Linked DNA regions of Mus musculus: all the other regions are linked to region 1. The links are chromatin loops, found by intact Hi-C in ENCODE. Cell type or tissue: gastrocnemius. All regions are shown on one strand. Region 1 has its middle 25 kb from the start of Gm35063. Region 2 has its middle 3.5 kb from the start of Stc2. Region 3 overlaps Stc2 (stanniocalcin 2).

Region 1 (5,000 bases):
TTTGCTTCATGGAGGGAGCAATGGTGTCAACTGGCCAGACCCCTCCGAGCTCCCGGCGACTGAACCACCAACCAAAGAGTGCACATGGAGGGATCTATGACTCTGGCTGCATATGTGGCAGAGGATTGCCTTGTTGGATATCAGTGGGAGGAGAGACCCTTGGTCCTGAGGGAGTTCAATGCCTCAAATTAGGGAAATGTCAGGGTGGGAAGACAGAGAGATGAGGGATGGGATAGGAGGTTTCCTAAGGGGAGACCTGGAAAGGGGAAAACATTTGAAACGTAAATAAAGAAAATATCCAGTTAAAAAAAGAAAAAAGAAAGAAAGAAAGAAAAAAGAGTGGTTCTTAAGGATAGGTCATTTTCTTTCAATTTTCCAAGAATTAAAAGATGGGAAACTAAGGAACACATTCCCTAACATGGAGAGGATTGAGTTAGAAATTGATATACTTTTTTTTTAAAAAGCATGTAGAAAAGCCATAAATATTTATGTTAAGCATATTCTTCTAAATAGCTCACAAAACAAAGAAGAAAGTGTTTGGAATATTGAAAAGTGTTCTGACAGGAGCGGGAAATGAAGAGACAGTGTATGAAATGCATGGAAAGTGCCTGAAGCAATTTTAGAAGAAAATCACTTGGGAGGTCTTAAGTGCAGAGCCCAGATGCTGGCTTTCAGATGATCTCTCCTGGCTTCATCCATATGCTCAGAAACTTATAAAAGACAGCTACCTAGGGCTTTAAGCAAGTCTGCTCATTGGCGATTGCCCTCACAGTGTTCCTGTCAGCGCTTCTGTTATAACACGTCTGCTCACTAGCTGGCTCATTCATTAAGACACTAAACGCGTGCTGGTAATGTGGGAAGGGGGAAGCCAGTATATGCATCTCTGCATTGGATCAAGCTAATTCTTCACACAAATATATCAAGTTCAAGGGGGCAGGGAGCTTAGTGAAAGCTGCAGAGCTAGAGAGCTGGGGAAGAAAAGAAGTGTTTGGTTCCAGCTCTTCTCTGCCAGATTTAGAGTTCTTTCTCTCCCCATAAGTCACTTCTCCACACCCTGCATGGGACTAGAACCATTGCCCTTAGGCCCTTGACTGGCTCTTCTGGCACCTGAAAATGACCATCTCTGACCCGCAGGCCCTGTGGCAGAGAATTCTTCTTTGTGCACACAAATGGGGATTTATAAAACTCACCACAAACCCTGGCTAAACACTCTGTCTCTCCGCTGGAGTGCCGATATCCGGAGCAGCAAAGAGCCATGCTGACCACGTCCGGCCCTGAACCTCCGGCCAGGGACCCTGGCCACCACCTCCTAAGGAAGCGCCCGCCTGCCCGGCTCATCTATTTCAAAGTTCTTATGAACACTTCCCCACCAAACCATCTGCCCACCCCAGTGTGATGTTTGCACTGTGTACAATACACGCTGTACTTTTCTGGTGCCCAAAGCAGAGGCGGGGGCTCTTGCCTGTTTGAAGCAGGCAGGAACGCTTGGACCACTTCTCCTCCAAGCCTGTTTGTGTTGGCCTGAGAAAATGGCTCGGAATATTTTTTGACAGAGGCCTCAGAGGTTGAAATTCTGTAGGGTTGCACAGGCATAGTCAGTGCGGGCCCATGCTTCTTGTTGTTTCTGAACCTTTGACAAAATTAGGTGCAGCTGCTGAGCCAAGCAGGAATATTTTATGATGTGCTGACACCTCCAGGAGATACTGCGGGGAGTGCCGGGTGCCCGGTGCCTGCTCAGAAGGACCCGAGTTTATGACTTTTCCTCGGTGTCCCAGGAACGCAGCTGCCTGAGTGCTTGCTGTCCAGGGCAGAAAGAGACACTGAGAGTCACCTTTACTCGGGGCCTGGCCCACCCAGACCCCATTCCTCGAGGTTTTGGCCTCCAAAGGAAGGAGCAGATCGTCTCCTGGCAGTACACTCTGCTCTCTGATGTTGCTGCTGCCAAGAGAGAAGGTCTGGTTCACTTGCTATTGAAGAACCATGAGTTTGTGCACAGACAGAGCCAATGCAAGGTGTGGTTGCTCTGTAGGGTCTGTTGCCTTTGAGCTCTGTGGTCTGGACAAACCACCTTGATTTTCTCTACACTGGAACTAATAACATCTGGTGATCTAAGAGTTGGTTGATCGTGGGCTTAAGTTATACAGGGTGGTGTGCTAAGGTGTTTGTGAGTTCTCAAGAAACTATGGCAGACTCTAGAGAGATAGTCCAGTGGTTAAGAGCACTTTCTGCTCCTTCAGAGGTCCGAGTTCAGTTCCCAGCACACACACACAGTGGCTCCCAACCGTCTGTAACTCTAGTTTCAGAGGATCCCGTGCCCTCCTCTGGACTCTGTGGGTATCAAGCATGTGTATGGTACACATCTGTACATGTAGGCAAGACACACACATAAAATGAAAATACACATTTTTTTAAAAAAAAGAAGAAATTTAGGAAATAGACTTGATTTTATAGAAGAGGAAATGAGACACTAAGCAACTGGGGCACTGATCTAAGGAGAGGCTTAGGGCAAGGTTAAAATCCAGCAGACGGCAGGGGTAACCACTGTACGATGATGCTCTTAAAATTCTCCTGAACTGTTGATACTGCTTATAGAGGCCCAGAAAAGGCTTAAAGTGCAGCTACAATCTCACTAGATCCCTTGACATATGCCTATTTTCAGAATAAAGAAGCCAGGTGAATTGACCACAGCCCCAGCACACAGGACGGAACTGATAGCAATCAGAGGACTCAGCTCCTACCATATACTCGTGCCAGCAGATGGGCTGCCCTCCTGCTTTCCTCGATGCTTTGATAGATTTCATTCTCTCAGACTTAGTAGCAGCCTGCAGGAGCTGAGTGCTAGGATGGTGAAACAGCTCTATGAGATATTCTTGGGCAAGTGAACACGTCTGTTAGACCCTCAGCTCTTTTACCTGCAGAATGGAGGGTTGATGTTCTCAGGGCCGTTGTGAGGCTCCATGAAGCATAGAAAGCACCTCACAGAGCCTTATTGTCCTGTTCCAGAGACCATGGGTAGAGAGAAGGATGAGGGGGGGGAACCAGACTCTCATTATGAAAACATCTTGGGAAACAAAGGGACAGAACCCAAAGTAAAACACAACTGTATTTTGCACAAGCTGGTTCTCCTTGGTCTTGGTGTTCTCTCTGTATCTATTTTGAAACTTCCTTTGACAGATCCTCAGCTTAAAAAAAAAAATGAAACAAGCAGTCCCATCTCCACCCCTCCCCCTGGGAAATATGAGAGATGCTAAGGATGTTGCCGGTGCCCAGCTTCTTAGAAAGGCGGAGTGCTACACTCTCCAGAGCACAGACTGTCCTGTACTCCAAGTGTTCTAGTTGGGGTTTGCTGTGTGTTATGTTTAAGGCACATAATAAACTATATTTATTTTTTTTACTGGAGCCTTAAAAAAATCCTTAAATTGTTATATAGTCCATTGAAATGATCTTAACATTAAAATTCTTTCTGTATCACACGTAAAGGAAAAGAGTTCCTTGCAGAAGTATCTGAGAAGCGATAATTTTATGGGAGCTGAATTCCGCCTTTGGAGCCATATCATGGAAAATTCAACACAAGTAGGCAGTAGAAATATACTGTTCGTGGCAGATCTGGTTTTTGACTGACACAGTAGCCACACTCTTCTTCTTGTCAACACTCTGTTTTTGTTCATAGAGTCAACACACTCAATTTCTGGTGATGTAACACTTTCTTTCCCATTGATGCTCTTGCAATGAGTGTGCTCACATGCTACACCCCAGACAATGAGATGTATGTATCTGTGAAAGCTTTGGAAGACTTCACCTTATTTCTCCCCTGAGCCCTGACATGATGGGTGGCTCCAGAGCTGACATCTTGTCAAGAAGAAGGAAAGGCAGAGAATCAAAGAGAATCCTGACACTACTAAGCTGCTGTGCTAGCTAGCTCCAGCTATACGCCAACATGAAGGGAAAAAAACAAACAACAACAACAACAAAATCAAAAACGAAAACGAAAAAACCCTCCATCCTAGAGGAAGAAGAAAATTGTAGAAGTTGGGTTGACCAGATAAATACATTGCTTTACTATAGATAGCATGAATTGAGGGTCTTGTGAGGAGAGAGGAAACCGTCAAACGTGATCATTCCTCTCCTACTCTGGACCATTTCTGTCCCAAAGGAATAAATGTCTTGTTTTCGCCATTTTATCTGGGCTTTATAATTACTAGGAACCTATAGAATTCCCAACTGAAAAAGCAGAGTGCCAGGAGAATTTTTGAAATAGGGTTTAAAAAAAAAATACCCTCAGGGTAATTTCAGAGGGCTGGAGCTTCCTCCCTGACCATTGTGCTCACACACGTTTTAGTTACCACTCAGCTAAGCAGCCTCTTGTAGAGCAGAGGAACATGGCTGGGAAATGCAGGTCATAAAGTTTAGATGTATCATATACAAGAAGGGAGAAAGGGGTAAGGATGCTCGTGTCATAAACTCATGGCTTTCAGGGGCGAGAACTTGCTGAGATAGCATCAGGTCCCTGTCTTTCCCTTGCTCCTGGTTCCCACTCAGCTTTGACAAGGCACCTCCATTTTTGGTGCCTTCATCAAGCCATCTCATTGACTCTAAATCTCTCAGTGTCTATTCTTCTGTGCTTCACTTGGAGTTTTCCCAAGTGCTGGCTTCTTCGTTCAGCTATTTCCTGATCACTACCATTCCACTGACCTTACGTGCACTGTGCACCCCAGATCTCTACTCCAACATGTTCTCTAGCCCCTGCTCCATTCAACACATTCCTGCTGCCCATGCCCAGAGCTCAGCATGGCTTGTTGATGACAGACTGTAGCTTACCTTCAGATTTCTTTGGAGGCAGGATCCATTTATCTTAGCCATCTCCCCCAAGAACTGTGTATGGTACATGAAGGATAACAGTCAGCTCTTGGAATTCTAAACTTGCGCTTTCCATTGTGTGCCCTGAAACGCCAATGTCCTGGGACAATCTCAGGAACTGTACACCAAAAGCAACTCTATGG
Region 2 (5,000 bases), 220 kb before region 1:
CATTTCCTGGCTGGTGGCCTGGAGGCCCAGGCAGCCTTGGGTCAGGCGGCCACAGACCATCGCGTGCCCAAGAGGCCAGAGCTTGACAGGCAACTTTAGGCGTCTCCAAATACAGTCTTCAATTTTCTCCAAATGCCACTCGGCCCACTTACGGGTTTTGTTTGTTTGTTTGTTTGTTCTACTCTGCAGTCCTCTGATGTAAAATTAAAGCACCCCACCCCCCAAATCTTGGGACCTTCTATTTTTTTCTCCTCTTCTTGGAGCCCCCTCCTTAAGCACCCTGAGAATCAGATCGCCTTCAGCTGCAATCTCCGCTGCTGGAGGAAGCGGGGAGAAAGTTGGGCGCTGCCGGGAGCGTCTTTCCTCCCTGCTGTGTGTGTACGTGTGCACGCTCACGTCTCCCTCGCGCTGGGCCCGGGACAGGAACTGCTGCTCTTGGCCTCATAAACCCGAAGGAGTAATTCGGGGGGCCAGCTTGATTGGGGGAGGGTGGAGAGGCGAGCGTTGCCACCTAGCGCCACATGGCACTCGTCCGGTATTGGCACTCCTTGCCCCTCCCCCGCAGTCCCCACCCTAGTCTTGGAGAACAGGTGAGCCTGGGTACCAACTCTCAACCCCCGTCCTTGCCCGACTTCCCGCTCGCCCGCGCATTCTGCAGTAATGCGCCTGGGAGGTTTCATCACCCACCGCCCGCGGCGACTGCAACCCTGGGCCTCCGAAGCGAGGCCCGCTCTCAGCCTCTTCTGCGCCTACGTGTGACACACCTGGGGGAGGGGTATAGAAATGAGCGCGCAGGTTGTCTTTCCGCAGCTGTTCAGCTTCTCTGGGTGCCAGCTGCCCTCCAGCGAGGGAAATGAGAAGCTGGGGGTCAGGGTGACTGCTGCTTCAGAAAGGAGGAAGGAGCCCTGGGAATGGGCTTTCCAATGGGCAGGACTTCTTGGAGCTTCTGTCTTAGTACCATACAGTTCTCGGCCCCAGGAAATGGTCAGTTTGAATCTCTTAGTCTTCGATGGTAGGAAGAAACTGGCCATTCGTCACTATAATAGCAGTGACTTCCTCATTTATCTTTTGAGGAAAGTGGTGGATATTGGGTATAATGATGGACCATCCTTGCTTGCTTGAATAGTCAATTTAGCTCCCTTTATTAGTTTAGGAGATGAAGACCCTCCTGTACATCCTTCAAAACAAAACAAAACACACAAACGAACAGCATTTTGGTCTGCCCCCACCCTTTAAGGCCGAAAATTTCCTGGGAGAGTCAAGTGGCCCTCAGCCTTAACTTTAGAGCTAGGTAACCTCTCTGTGGCCTCTTTCATGGAACAAAAATATCAGAGAAACAGAATCTGGAGATTCAGGCAGCAGAGGGAAACCACCCACTTTGTTCCATTGTAGAGAGGCCCTGCACCTGCCCTCAGAGGATCTGCATGGTTTGAAAAAAAAAATCATCTTGAGGCTTTAACTTCACATTTCAAAGGAATTTCATGGTTCCCCCTGAACCTACTGCTGCTTTGGAAAGAACACATAGTAGCTAGATGCGTGGTATAAGCACACATGGGTATCCGTTCTTGAAGTTTCATCTCTGGCCAATGCCAAAGCATGCAGACAAAGATGTTCTCCCAGTCCATTTCAACAGGGCTGCAGACAGACTGGGAGGTTTCCTGAGTAATCCTCTAAAGGCCCAGAGCAAATGTTGTGGGGCATGGATCACACTGGTGTCTTTGTTGTAATTTCCCTCTTCTCTGCAGACTCCTTTATCTCCCTCGGGCTGGGTTTGGCAGTTGAGTGGAATGGGCTGGGGACAATAGAGGACGCTTACAAAGCTAGCACTTAAGCACAGGCATCAAACACATTGCAAGGTTGAAAAATTGGTATCTCTCTAACCCTAACATCCACCCTAAGACTTGGAGGAGCAAGAACTGGCCAGCCAGTGCTGCCCTTGGGGCTCCAGTGTCTGTGGACAGGCCTACTTCAGTTTGAGACATATAACTGCTGAGACAGGACTGGTTTGTCTGTGACAGCCAGACTTGCGGGGCGGGACCCCTGCTTTCCCTTTACCAGTTGCCCTCACTCAAGTCCAAGAGTGAAGTGCTTGGGTTGAAAGCTAGAGGAGAGTATTGCCAAGTGGATGCAAGGGGAAGAATGTTTCCATGGAGACAAAACACAAGAAAAGAGGAGGGACACTGTGAGTTTTGTGTTGAGAAGGAGGCTGTCTAGTTTGGTGCTAAAGAGGGAGACGAGGTAAGACTGGGCCACGCTGCCATATCTGCACCCTCTGTGGAAGACCTATCATCTTGATAGGTATCTAAAGATGTGACAAAAGATGCTCTTTGATTGGGTTCTCCTTAGTACTTAGAGGAAGCTGGGGGTGGATGGGTACATTTTGGAACAAGATGAATCTAGTTAGTGGAAAGGAATAGGTTGAACTTTGTGGGTTGTAGTATCTAGAAGGACAGAAGGTATCCTTGCTCCGATGTGAGTAGGTGGGGGTCTAGCAGACAGGCTCATTCTAGCTTGCTGAGGCAGGGATTATAAGTTGACACATGTCTCTAGTCCAGGCTTCTAAAGGGTTCCAGAGCCTGAGAGAGGAACATGGCTCACACTGGGGAGCTCCGCCCACTAAATGTCCCAGCCTATAGGGGCAGGCTGGCTGAGCTTATGGCACCACCTTATGGCCAGAAAGGGTACTGTCTGACCGAGTAGTGGACTCACTTCTAGGCCCTGTAACATTAACTAGGCGTCCCTAAGGTCTGCTCGGTTTCTTCACACCAGCTCGCCTTGGTCAGCCAGTTCTCACAGGGCTATGATTTAACTTCATGCGCACAAAGAAGGACATCTCTCTCAAACATTTCTATTCTCCATCTTTCCTCTGCCCTCCATCGCCTTCTGTGCACTCTGCTTTTTCATACTTGTAAGAAGGAAAACAAGACAAAAAGGGGTGGGGGTTAGAGGTAAAACTGGAAAAAGTGTCAAACTGCTACATTAGGCTCTCCAAATTCTCATAAGCAGAAGTCTCCCTTAAAAAGTCCTGATTCTCCCCCTTGTCCTCATTCATTGGTTGCTTTATTGACCAGGCTTCAGGATTAAAGGTGACGAAGTCTTTCCCATTTGGTTTTGCTTACTAATAAATCTCCAAAATGTTTTCTGTTCTTTTCCCCCCTTAAACCTCAGCTCTCCAACATCCAACTGAAGAAGGCTTTTGGGTCTGGCCTGGAAACCAACCACTTACAATATTTTTTTAAAGCTGGGCATAGTGCTGCATGTCTTTATTCTCAGCTACTTGGGTGTCGGAGACAGGGGGATGGCTTGAGCCCAAAGCTTCTTGGCTAGCCTAAACAATACTATGAGGAGAATACATTCTAAGCTCCCTAACTAGCTTTCAGAGTGCTGGAACAAATTGCTTGTGAGCTGGGCATTTCCTCTGTCTCATCAATTAGTACTATTAGCAGTCAAGCCATCACTGGATTGGCCAGAGATACAAATGATATAGAGGAAACATGTAAAGTCCCTGTAAGGACACTGTAGCCCTTACAGCAGACTTGTTTCCTGGGATAGCATGAGAAGACAGTAACCATCAAGTGTCTTCTGTGGACTGAGCTGTGTTAGGGTTTCATCACAAAGCCCCAACAGGACCCAGAAACCATCACCGTTTCCCTTGGGATGGAGCTTTTTCGTTCTTCTCGTGTGCTAAGACAAACTTTAGGAAAAAAAAAATATATCCCAAACAAGGGGCTGCCTGGCTTTACAGCTGAGGCCAGAGGGACACTTGTTCTGGGAGGAGGTGGTGTCCTTCTTGCTGGTTTTGAAACTTGAGCTTAGAAATGCTGGATTTCTGATGGATGAAGGAAAAGGTTTTTTGTGGGGCTTGTTTTCCAAATGAGCCTGACTTTGGAAATCTTTGGTAAATGATGAAATTGGTTAATGGGATTTAACCCTCATAATGCCTTCAGGAGCCTTTGAGATGTTTCTTCTTTTCCTTCCCCCTCCTCTTCCTCCTCCTCTTCCTCTCCCTCCCCCTCTCCCTCTCCCTCTTCCTCCCTCTCCCTCCCCCTCCCCCTCTCCATCTCCCCCTCTCTCTCTTTCTCTCTCTCTCCCCTTCTCCCTCCCCCTCCCCCTTTCCCTCTCCCCCTCTCTCTCTTTCTCTCTCTCTCTCTCAGCAGTTCTATTCACAAAGAGTGCTACTTCAGGACTTGTCAATTTTTAGAAGTCCTCTGAAGACAACATTAGAAGAAAGGATAGAGTGAAAGTCTATCTTAAAATTATTTGGTAGGACATTTGGCAAGTCTATGTATTCTATGCATAAGTCATAGAATCTTGGTTTAATTTTTATGTCTTTTACATTTTATCATCCTAGGGTTTATTTAATCATTATTCACCAATTACTGTCAATTATGGTAATGATCTCTGAAGTGGGACGCCAAGGAGGGATGATGGAATGATCTGGAAGGATGATGCAGAGAGAAAGAAACTGTTGGTGAGTCATGTAGAGTGCCCCCTCTGTTCTCAGGAAGGTATGACAGACGATGACACCATCTTTGCAGTCTTCAGCTAATGGCCACTGTTCCCCCCCTCCTCCCTTGGACATGCATTTATTTATTTAACTTCTGAGTAAATGGTAGTGTTTATGGGGCATACTTATTTCTTTTGATTTCCATGAATGTAGAATTTCTAATCCTATGTACAAAATGGTCTAGAGGAAGACTGACAGTGGGAGATGCACAATTGTTAGAGATCAATGCAAATGAGATCAATGTAAAAATGGCAGTACTGCACACTGGGAATAACGATGGCACCAAGAGCCATGTGAGCAAGTCCTAGGCTATGAGCCAGCTGGATGCCAACCTAGATGACACTATCCACCTTACGGTTCTGTGAGCAGGCAGAGACAAGGAGCAAGCACCATATTTTCATCCAGTTAGCCATTCAACAGGAACAGTTTTATCATAAAATATTTTACAGCACCAACTTAGAACGTCCCATCTTCCTAACAGAATGGAGGCCAG
Region 3 (5,000 bases), 230 kb before region 1:
CATCCCGACTTACTCTTCAGATGCAGTTTCAGTCATACAGTGCTTGTGGATTCAACTAGCCAACCCCAGAGCACTGTTTCCAGAGACTGCTTGGCTCTGTGCTGAAGCAGACTTTTTTCTTGACACTATTTCCCAAGCACTGTAGACTAACATCTTGCAGCAATTGTGTTGTCTTTAGGTATTATCACTCATCCAGAGTAGATGGGAGGATGCTAAGTCATATGCAAATACGTCACTGGTATAGCTAAGGCTTTCTCATCCATGGATGTTGATGTCAGGGAGGGCCTTGAAGCGTCCATCCCCAGTGCATAGCCAGAGAAGACTGCATTTCCATTCCCCAGGCTTCAAGGTAGGAATCAAATCTCACAAGTAAGAAACAAGCTCTTAGTGTCACCAGCCTTCTCTATGGAATGGAGATGCTACCTTCAATCTTGTAGTTAGTTTGGAAAGACAAACGTGGTAATCCATGGGATATCCCATAGACAAGGTCCTGGCACACCAAAGAGAAATCCAAGACAATTACAATTGCTGCTGCTATTACATCATTGCTTTGTAAATATTCGGGAAAATAAAAATATGTTGTAAAGTGTTAAATGGGGTTCTAAAACCATGCAAGATATTTTTCTTTTGAAAAGAGCAGTTTGCAGAATTTCACCATGAATAATTCAATATTGTACCAAGCAAGGTGTTGCAATCTTCTAACGACCATATAAAGTGGGCAGATAGGAGGGGGCTTCTGATAGAACCTAGGCATTAGTGTGGTGAAGGCAGGGAATATGTTGGTGACATAACTGGGAGGTTGTCCCTAAAGTTGTGCTGATTTGGCCCAATGAGTCACTTTGGAAAGACAGGCATTGCTACAGAGGGGGCAGTGACTGGCACTGGTCTGCTCAATGGTGGCTTCCCTTTTGATCTGTATCTGTCTTTGGGGCCTATAGGCCAGATTTCATGTTAGAAACAATGGTGTAGTCTGCTCTAATGCCCTGCAAAATCCAGGATCCTACAGTTGGGGCAAGTTTCAAAGAATGAGAGTTTTTGGCTTTATCACTGAATTGTGACTTTTAAAATCCAATTTAGCATGCATGTTTCTGATGTTTGTTTTGTGCTTTCTTCAGAAGTAGAGAAGGGGAAGGGGAGTCTCTGAAAGACGAAAAGGCTGCGGATCAAATTGGAACATTTAAGAGTGTAAATGTTGTAGCCACACTGCCTGGACGCCAGACCCTAGCTTTGCTTTTCCCTGTGTGTCATTCACCTCAGCAGGCTCAGTTTTCTCATCTGTGAATTGGGGATATAAAGAGTTGTTGTGAGGGCTGGGTAACATCCTTGGCAAAGCATCTAGCAAACAAAACCAGGTACCAGCTGTCTATACTGACACCCATGAGCTACTTGGACCACACAGCAACCAGTTGGGACTTGGCTAGGGGCAGAGTGGAAAATAATCATCTGTTTCTGTTTGTGGGAATTTCAAATCTGATGATCTTCTGGGGGGCTTTCTAGCTTTCTGGAGCATTCCCCCAACTGTATCTACCAGGAGGTAGTTTACTTCCAGAAATAGCATCCTTGAACATACTTCCAGCCCTCAGGACCCCACTGCCAGGCAGCCCTTCCTCCCGTTCTCCTGGGGATGGGACGCTACTCACTCATGCAGCAGGAGATCCTTGAAATGAATCATCTCCACAATCACACCGACGTTCTCCTGGGCTGCGGAGCACAGGTCATGCTTCAGATAGCATTCCCTCTGCAACTGGAAAACCATTTCCCTAATTGCTGGACACTTCCTGCTGATGCAGCCAAATTTATGACGCAGGGCATGGGCCTTGCACCTCAGGGCATCCTTGATGAATGACTTTCCCTGGAGATGGAGGACAAAGAAGGGAGGGGCCAAAGGAGAGCTCGTCACTAGCCAGGATGACACTTGCCAGTCTCAGGCTTGCACAGGAGTCTTTGATCTCAGAGTCCCAAGGTTCCACTCGAATGGATGTACTTCCAGGTGAGAGGCTATATGGGAGCTACATCCAAAAGTGACATGACACCTCCCCAAACCCCGTGCATCAGGCTAGAGTGGATGTGAGGTTGATACACTAGCAGATCTCTGTCTCCCCATCCCAGTTACTCTTCTGGTTTCCTGAAATGGGGGCTTCCTCCAGGCAGCTGGGTGGAGGCTGCCCGGTAGCAAATTCTCTGGAACCCCAGGGGATTGGACCATAACTCCTTGGCTAGTATTAGCGAGAGCACACTTCTCTTTTGCTCTCCATCCATGGAGGCCATGATCTTGGAACCTTGCATTTCTGTTCTAGGTCTCATTGTCTTATCTGTTCCTCTTGTGCTTCCAGGAGAAACATCCTTTGCTTTTAAACTGCTGGGATTATAGTTTCTAAAAGGTCCACCTGGCATGTAGCGTGGCAGCTTGTGAGTGGGAAAGGAAGCATCCTCCCAGCCAGGCACACATGTGACCCACAGTTTGCTTTCCTGGCAACCCCAGCAGACTGAGCCAAGGCCAGAAAGGAGACAGCTTCCGGGAAATGGGGGCAAGCTCCTGCCTCCACTCCTAACAACCTGGCCTAGAGACATTGTTGGGTGACCAGCCATGAATCTCCCTTCAGTTACTATGGTGATGGGCCATCTGAAGAGGTGAGCCCTGGTTTTTGTTTTTGCTTGTTTGTTTCTTTAGAAGCAGATCTGGAAATCACTGAGTTGAGAAAGCAAACCAGGTTAGGTTGGAAGTAGGAAGCCAACCAGCATATTTATTTTGGTTTTCTCTTTAGATAGGACTACAGACAGTGGAAACCCACGTAGCATACACACCCTTCCTGTGGCCCCTGTTTCTTTTATTTGGCTGGAGCCAAATGGAATGGAGGGCAGGGCTTGGCTCTTTCTTAAGTAGCTGTGTGCTGAGAAGTGACTTGGAAGGGTTGGTTGAAAACACAAGCAATGACCTCTGTGAGGGCTGTGACAAGCCCTCTTGTATTCTCTGACATCCGGTGGGAAGGCCCAAGACATACTCCTCTCTTTGGGATTTCCTATGGTGTGTGTCCTAGCTCCAGGGGGTTGGGGGGAATCTTTTTATGGAGTCTTGAGGAGTTCAAAGTTCTCTCCCTTTCCTCCTGGTTTCTGTTTCCCATTCTGCTACCTCACATCCTCCACAGTTTAGGCTGCAGGGGCTATCACATCCCTTTCTGGTGGACAGACCTTGCTTGTCAGGCTGTCCACAAGGTGTCTGTGGATGGTGACTGGTGACTTTTATAAAATCATATCTCAACTGTTGACCTCTTCCGAACTTCGTCATCATGCTCCAGTGAAATAAAAGAGGAAGTGCATGAGATAAAACAGGGTGTTTCAACGGGGCTGAGAGCCAGGGCACAAAATGAAGACAATCCTAATGCCACAAAGCCATCTAAACACACATTTGGGCCTTCTGTGACAGAACCATCAACTTGCTTATTGGTTCTCTGCCCTGGGCAGCAACTCAGCTCTACCTTGATATATCTGAGGTGGATTCAGCTATGACTGTAAGGCAAGGGAGGTTCGGTCATGGTTTTGACTTTTCAGATTGGAAGAGGAGACTCTGTTCCCTTCTCTTTGGAGACTGTGAATTGTCTAGGCTTCCTGCCTCTGTGTGTGTGTGTGTGTGTGTGTGTGTGTGTGTGTGTGTGTGTGTGTGTGTGTGTATACATATGCATATATCAGAAGAACCTTTGCTACCTATACCTAGGATCTCTACCACTTCAGCCCTTTCTTCCTAATGTATTGGGTTTGAGGAATGGGTTCACTTTTATCACTGGCTTTGGTGTCCAGTCTGCTCTGCCTGTGTGGTTATAGCATGAGAATGCAGAAAAGGATTTGGCTTAATGGCACTCCGGAGAGCAGAGCAATGGGGGAACGTGGAGCTACTGGCGCCCAGCTGCATACCTGCAAACACCAGACTCTCTCAAGCAACTTAAACCCAGGAAATCTGCTCACAAGTCTATCCAAGCCAATATTTCAACCACACTATACCAACCCAGAATATTTTTCATTCTCTATGTTCTTTTTACCTGGGCATCGAATTTTCCAGCGTTGTGCAGAAACGTCATGCAAATCCCATGTAAACCCTGGATTTCACAAGAGTTGTTCTCGAAACACTCAAACACACCACAGCCCACGTCCCCGGCATTGACCAAACAGTGCTGGATCTCCGCTAAAATGAAAAATTATATACAAAGTTTTCTGCCATGCTAAGTGTTAATAAGGGCTAGAGAAAAAAAAAAGGAGAGAAAAGTGGAGCCAATTTCAGAATCTAAGGAGTGGAAAGAAAATGTCATTATTTTCTAATACATATGAAAAGTATGTGTATTTGTAAAATTAGCCAAAATAAACAAATATAACAATCAGAATTTAGTCTGAGCGTTTTCTTTTCTTCCTTCTATCGTTTCCACTTAATGAAGGTACTTGTGGGACTACTGTTCAAGAGCCCAAAGCACTTCAGCTTTTAAAACCCACAGGGAAAATAAGATTTGAAAATGACCACATTTTATGAATTAAATGTCGTTCTCTACTTGAGGCTGCAGAAGCCACTGCCGTTAAGATCTGGCCATTTCCTTCCTGAACCCAGATGAAAGCGTCCAAGCAACTTCAATTCAGCTTTATGATTCAACACCTAAAAATCAAAACAAGATTCCTATTAAAGCCGTGCCTCCAAACCACCCGCATTAAAAATGCTAGGCCACGGAAGCTGCAGCTGGCACCAGCTTCAGAACGCAGGAGGCAGGTGGGGGCTGGCCTTTCCACCCGCCACCTTTCTCTGGAGGTTCCTTTTAATTAGGGATCCGGTGTGAGATATCACTTAATCCCCTCGAATCCCAGAGGCCCCGAGCCTGCTCCCTCTTCCAAGATGTCCTAATTCGTCAGCCTGAAAGGACAGACAGGGAGCTGTCAGGCTGCGGCAGAGCAGTCTCACGCCTCTCTCGGTTCGCTCAGTTCTACGATTTAAACCAACCGCAAAATTACAATGAGGAAAGTGT

Evidence for each region. Hi-C counts contacts between places; a loop is a spot of excess contacts. Peaks named below come from ENCODE experiments on the same cell type or tissue, not always from the same donor. Only the 100,000 strongest peaks of a DNase experiment are listed, where the experiment ranks them.
Region 2: it touches region 1 in a loop (4-fold over the local background); 9 of 42 quality-filtered maps call a loop at or near these places.
Region 3: a loop joins it to region 1, with 3.0 times the contacts of the local background. A loop is called at or near these places in 9 of 42 quality-filtered maps.

Annotation. Positions count from the first base shown.
Region 1 is chr11:31,590,537-31,595,536 of GRCm38, forward strand. No RefSeq gene overlaps it. Among named protein-coding and RNA genes, the nearest start is that of Gm35063, 25 kb to the right of the region's middle. In gastrocnemius, no CTCF peak of the experiment used is centred here; no DNase peak of the experiment used is centred here; H3K27ac peaks cover 1,771 bases.
Region 2 is chr11:31,371,012-31,376,011 of GRCm38, forward strand. No RefSeq gene overlaps it. Among named protein-coding and RNA genes, the nearest start is that of Stc2, 3.5 kb to the left of the region's middle. In gastrocnemius, a CTCF peak has its summit at 2,665 (motif pointing left); DNase peaks (open chromatin) are centred at 584, 2,655 and 4,827; H3K4me3 peaks cover 526 bases; H3K27ac peaks cover 40 bases.
Region 3 is chr11:31,363,692-31,368,691 of GRCm38, forward strand. It overlaps Stc2 (stanniocalcin 2), which reads right to left. Exons shown (of 4, transcript NM_011491.3): 2 at 4,035-4,177; 3 at 1,641-1,852. Among named protein-coding and RNA genes, the nearest start is that of Stc2, 3.9 kb to the right of the region's middle. In gastrocnemius, no CTCF peak of the experiment used is centred here; DNase peaks (open chromatin) are centred at 2,467 and 4,832; H3K4me3 peaks cover 580 bases; H3K27ac peaks cover 430 bases.